2 separate regions of the Mus musculus genome follow, and region 1 is linked to region 2. The links are chromatin loops, found by intact Hi-C in ENCODE. Cell type or tissue: heart. All regions are shown on one strand. Links, peaks and the distances in the headings refer to the core of each region. The heading gives the core; the rest is flanking DNA.

The links. A loop is a pair of places that touch in the nucleus more often than their neighbours do. Peaks named below come from ENCODE experiments on the same cell type or tissue, not always from the same donor. Only the 100,000 strongest peaks of a DNase experiment are listed, where the experiment ranks them.
Region 1: a loop joins it to region 2, with 2.1 times the contacts of the local background. A loop is called at or near these places in 2 of 42 quality-filtered maps.

The regions. Positions count from the first base shown.
Region 1 is chr10:84,967,755-84,970,669 of GRCm38, reverse strand. It overlaps Ric8b (RIC8 guanine nucleotide exchange factor B), which reads right to left. Exons shown (of 10, transcript NM_183172.2): 5 at 579-807. Gm34633 (a long non-coding RNA gene) reads left to right here. Exons shown (of 3, transcript XR_003948930.1): 3 at 171-298. Among named protein-coding and RNA genes, the nearest start is that of Gm34633, 35 kb to the left of the region's middle. In heart, for the core only: a CTCF peak has its summit at 1,589; no DNase peak of the experiment used is centred there; H3K4me3 peaks cover 598 bases; H3K27ac peaks cover 2,145 bases.
Region 2 is chr10:85,043,833-85,046,747 of GRCm38, reverse strand. No RefSeq gene overlaps it. Among named protein-coding and RNA genes, the nearest start is that of Gm34633, 41 kb to the right of the region's middle. In heart, for the core only: a CTCF peak has its summit at 1,222; DNase peaks (open chromatin) are centred at 1,187, 1,817 and 2,187; H3K4me3 peaks cover 1,412 bases; H3K27ac peaks cover 1,396 bases.

The DNA.
Region 1 (2,915 bases), core at 128-2,627, 76 kb after region 2:
ATGTCATCTGAGAATAGGAAGACTTTCTTGAGGGGAGGGAGGGGAAAGGGGGGAGGATACCAACGTTTACAAATGACTTTAAAAGTTACTTTATGTAATATTTCCATAAGTTATCTTCATTTTACTATGTGGTTTTATCTTTCCTGCTTCTTCCTACATTTTTCTCCTAGGGTTTACACAAGCCCAGCCAATGTGCTTCAAAGAAGCAAAGGATTTTGAGACCCATCTATGTGACACTGCTGCCTTTCAGGAGAAACTGAGTGACAGACTAGAGAAATTTGAAGACAAAATACTTTGAACATGTCATTTGGAGAGGTTAGTTTTTACTTCTGACATTTACAGGGCAGCTAATTTTTCCTTTACTTTCAGACATTAGTTATAAATTTGGTGTAAAATACAATTTGAACATTACATAAATTCCTTGGTTTCTTCCAATGTGTCATTATCATGGTAATGTTCTTGGAGAAGTAGAACTATATAGCATGCCAAGCACCAAGGACAAGCTGTGCGCTCATGCTGTGTCATCTCTATGCGGGGCACATAGGGCTTAGGTGCGCCTTCCCACTCCAGCAGCTTACCTTATCAATTCTCTTCTCCATAAAATTGAGTAAAACGTGAATGGCCTCCATATTCATGCCATTGTATACCATGGTACTGTTTTTCAAAGCTGTGTCTTTCTCCGTTGTTTTATCACTGGGCAGTTCATCTAGAGTTGCTGCCTCTTGGGCTGTTTCTTCATGGGTTAATGGACAAATGAGAACATCCAAACAAGAGACTGGAACATTGCTTAAAAGGTTGACGGCATTACTGAAAGGCAATTTGAAAATACAATTATTTTAATTTGAGTGAATAGGCTTTTAAAATGCAAACATAATACAAAGTTCAGAGGTGACTTTTAGGAGTCAATTAAAATTTTTCTTTTTCAAACTGAGCCATTAATATGACTTGGCATTTACTAAAAGAAAAGAAAGACCTGTCTTAACCATACCCACGACAAAGTAAAAAGGAGCAATGGTAAACGGACAGACACAATGACAGGACAGCACGCCACCTTCTGAAACACTGAACAGGAATCAGGCAGCTGTAATGCCAGCTCTTTAATCTACTGTGACAATGGTGGCTCTGCATGCTCGTCAGGGCCTGAGCTGCTTTTGTGGGTCCAGTGCTGTTTATTGTCCCTCCGATTACAGCACCAAGCACTTGAGAAGCAATGTGATAAGCAGCTTATCACAGGCAACAACATTAAAGAGAAACACTACAGTATCAAGACTTGGGTTTTTTTTCTAATGTACAAAATACAATTTTTTATATTTCAAGGGAAAGCACAGTGCCCCCTTTCCTCTCTCACCGTTGGCTCTCACACTACTGTCCCATCTCTGTCCCAGGCCTTGTGACTTCCCTGGATTGTATAGGAGCCTGGGATGCACACCAGCAGGGGACCCAAACCTTGTATTTTGGCATTCCCTAAAAACCTTGTCCTAGCGCCCAGTATTCAAGAGGATAAAATGGTAGTAGAGATTCAGACCGAGGCATGTTTGCAAAGGAGATCTTTCTCCACATACCGTTTCACAGTTTTATCTGCCAGGAGAGGCAGTGTTCCTATGTGAGCTGATTTAATAGCCTGTACCCCAGGACTTCCTGGTAAACAACAATGGAAAGACAGGCATTACATTTCCTAGTGACACAGAAGCACGTCTAAAAATAACCACATCCTGACTAAAAATAAACCCTTGCAAATGTAGTTTAAAAGTATAACCGCCTGGAAACCAAAGTCAGGGCTTAATCCAGCCGATGCTGTCTTAATTCAGATCATAGCAATTTAAACGTAATTCATAGTGACATTCTAAAAAATAAAACAAAAAGAAAAACAATTTGAAGCATGGTTTTATTTCCCATGAATCAATATTTTATTCTCTTTATATTATGGAAAAAATTTTAAAAAATCATTTCTGAAAATCCGTTATAAATTAGACAGTACAGAAAATGAGTGACAATAAAGAGTGGTATGAACTGTGGGTCAGGAAACAAGTGAACTGTTGTTATGAACACATGGTCGCTGGTAAAGCCTAAGTTACGGTTGTCCTCACTGAAGCTGCTGTCAGTGCCACACACTCTCTGTCCTGTCATTTATGACTCTCAAAGGCAATTAAAGTACAACACTTTCCACACAAACTTTAGATTTCTTTTCTTGCAAGCTTCCAGGGTACCTAATTTATACTTTAAAATGGCTTGCTTCTCACTTAAGCATTTGGAAACTATTATTATTAGGAACCAGAGTCACTCGGGAGAAGAGAGAGGAAGAACTTTACCTAAGAATTACTCTCTAAACCGGTACAAGCCATTCCAAAATGCTATGATTTCCCCCTAAACACAAGACGGCCATCTCTGGAAAGCATCAGCAGTGTGACCCTCTGCATCTATCCCAGACCAGGCTGAAGAGTTTGAGAGTCGCTCTATTACAAAGGGCTGGTTCTCCTTTACATCCACTTCCAGGAGGAATGTTTAGAAATTCAGCATATCTAGGAAGCCAAATGTAGAGCTGGAATCAACAAATATTTGGATGTTTAAGGCTTTTCTTCTCATTACCTATTGAACTCAGTTCTCAAACAGCTACAAAATTAATTTTCTGGCTCGCTGTGTTCGAGCTATTCTTTTTAAGCAGGAAGGTCAGCCTTCTGAGCTCTGTCATTCTCTGACAGTTTTATTTGTGGTAGAAGAGTACATGAGATTCTCCAGCTTCCAGAAGTCGGTGCCAATGCACAGGTTTGCACAATGGTGTTTGCATTCCTACTCCAGGGGGTAGAAATGCTGTGTATATTACTCTCCTTTCCAGTTCCCAGAGACCATTAATCACTGTGCTGTGACACCCCACCCCCCCAGCTCAGGCTCCCAGCCCCTCCTGATACGCAGAAGGC
Region 2 (2,915 bases), core at 133-2,632:
TAGCGTTTACTTCAATACCTTTAATGTATGGAAACCTGCGGGTGACATAAAAACAAAGAGCACAACCTATCCCTTTGTCAGGACAGAGCTGGGGAAAGATGCAGGGAGAGAAGTCTGTGCACATAACATCACATTTAATTTGAATTCTGCTGCTCGAGCAGATGTAAAACACAGCTGAAGATACTTGCTACTTTGAATGGAGATTTCATTGGGGGAGGGGAGGGCTCACCTCATAGACTTATACAGTAAACATTGATGGCCCTCAGTGTGCAGATCTCCTTTCCTGCCCCACTTTTAAAACATTCTCTATTTGACAAAAGCAGCAACATAGCCTCACTATCTTATTATGATCTCAAATCCAAACCATTTATTCATTCGTTCATGATAGAAATAGTTCCAAGTCCTGAGGTCGGGGACCCCTAAGAAAGAGTTAGGGGAAGGACTGAAGGAGCTGAAGGGGAGGGCAACCCCATAGGAAGACCAACAGTGCCAACTAACCCAGACACCTGGGAGCTCCCAGAGACTAAACCACCAACCAAAGAGCATACACGGGCTGGTCCAAGCCCCCTGCACATATGTAGCAGAGGACTGCCTTGTCTGGCCTCAGTGGGAGAGGATGTGCCTAATCCTGTAGAGACTTGATGCCCTAAGGAAGGGGGATCATGGGGGAAGGGGAGGTGTGGGTGAGGGAGGGTGTGGGTGGGTGGAAGAGTACTCTCTCAGAGGCAAAGAGGAGGGTGAAGAACTCGGGAGGGGAGACCAGGAAGCGGGGGCAACATTTGGAATGTAAATAAATAAAATAGTTTAATTTTAAAAAAAGAAATAGTTCCAGGTCAAATTGCATATGATTATTTAACTATTCTTCTTAATGTTCCCTAGCATTCTTTTTTAACGTGTTTCTTATTCGTTCTACCCAATACTGATTTTATTAAGGTATAGGTGCATGTATCCTGTGCTTTGACCATGGTCGTTCCCTCTCTTTCCTCCCTAGGGTTCCCATTCGCTCCTCAACTATCATGCCCTGTATATTATCTTCGTGACTACTTTTTTTCAGCGCATAAGTGTTTGTTTGTATATTTATTCCCGTTGCTCGGAATGTATTTAAGAGCTTAGAAGATGTGCACATATCCAGTGAAGTTAGTGTTCCTGCTGTCACCCCTCCACCGAGACCCGCTTGGAGTGCCTCAGAAAGATCTAGATGCTAATAAACCCAGGCAGACTGCTAGAGGGCAGTAGAAGCGCGTGCTGCTTTTAGTCCCCGACCAGCTCCGGATCAAGGCAGGCTCTTCCCTCCCATTTCAAAAGGGAAGGCCGAGACCCCTCCAGAAGGAAAGGCAGCAGCCATCAAGTTTACCTGACCAGTTACTCAAACAATCTAAAAGCAGAATTGCATGCAGATCACCTGCTTTTTAATGATTTAATATTTACGGCATTTTTTTTTTTACATATAGGTACATTGGAAATTTTTTTAATGTTTTGTGTAAAAGCTTTTTGTTTTGTTTTGTTTTTGTTTGTTTGTTTGTTTGGAAAATGACAATTCAAAAGAAGGAGGATGCAAATAAGTGTCTTTCTGTTTCCCACTCAGTTCTGCTGCTGGAGAGAAACTGCTCACCAAGTCCCAAGACCCAGAGATAGTTGAACTAAATGCAGGCTGACTTCTGGTGCCCTGTCTGCGGTGCAAGCGGGGGTGGGGAGCAGGCGGGCAGAATTCACGCACAGAATCTAGAGTAATGTGAACAAAAGCGTGAACGCTGTTGACCCCAGGCAAACGTCTCCATCACCCACCCACCCAGCCGTGCTCCCCAAAAGGAAATCTACAAAGGTTTCTACGCTCTGAAGTGCCCCCCCCTTCTTCTTCCTGTTGATTTAACAGATCCGAAACCCTACCAGCGGCACCCACAGTATCGATCTTGGTAAATCCTGCCTTCTGAAGCTGTCCCTGGTGTAATTAAATTACTGTAAATACAATTAGAAAGTCCCTCTAGGTGGTCTGTGTGACACTAGCCCCAAAGGAATTGTCTTGAAATATCTGAATCCAAAGTAAAGAGGAAAGTGGCGGAATCCCCTTAATCTTTGGGGCCAGTCCTTTGAGGATTTGTGGCTGTGAAATAACCGGAGGCTGGGGGGAGAGGGGGTTAGGCATAGCCAGCGGCACTTTCAGGAGACATTTTTTTCTGTACCCGGGCCTTCAGGGTCAGTGTGGGGGCTCCGGTCTCCACTGCCAGCTTCCTGCCCCCTCCCCTTGTCTTCTTTCCGAGGCCTGACCAGTGATTTGCAATTCGCTTTCATTCTGGCTGAGCAGGGTCCTGGCCAACTTCGCATCCAGCACTTGTGCACAGGGTTGGGAGCTGTTGCTATGTGGTCCACGTGTGTTGCTCAACAAGCTTAAACTTTGCCTAGCCCGTGCTAAACTAATTTGCGTCAATTTGTCTACATCATGCCAACAATCGTTCTGAATAGGGCATACAAGGCTGTTGAGAAAGGGCCTGGGACCAGATGCCGCCGGCCATTCTGCCGAGCCTCGAGATCTCTAGTTCTTCTCCATGGTTTCGTCATATCCTAGTGACAATGTTAGTTTTTCCACTGTGGAGTTAAAACTTTTTTTTTTTTTTAAACAAAAGACACTGCCTATACAACAGGCAATCCAACCGATTTTTTTTTTTTTGTAAGAAAGAAACTGTTGACACACTGTTTCCTAACAACCCCCTACCCTCAGTTTTAAAGAAGCAAAGAGTGTGAAGTTTTAAAGAAAACGTTTATGCAGCTGTGACCAGGTACTATACAAACTGTCCTTCTTTTAGACTAAAACTGTAAGCCTAAAAGCCGATTGCTTTTTACAGAAAGATAATTTTAAAATAAGAAAATAATTAGCACTTATGCCTACAGACAGTCAGACAATACAGGATAGCCAAAGC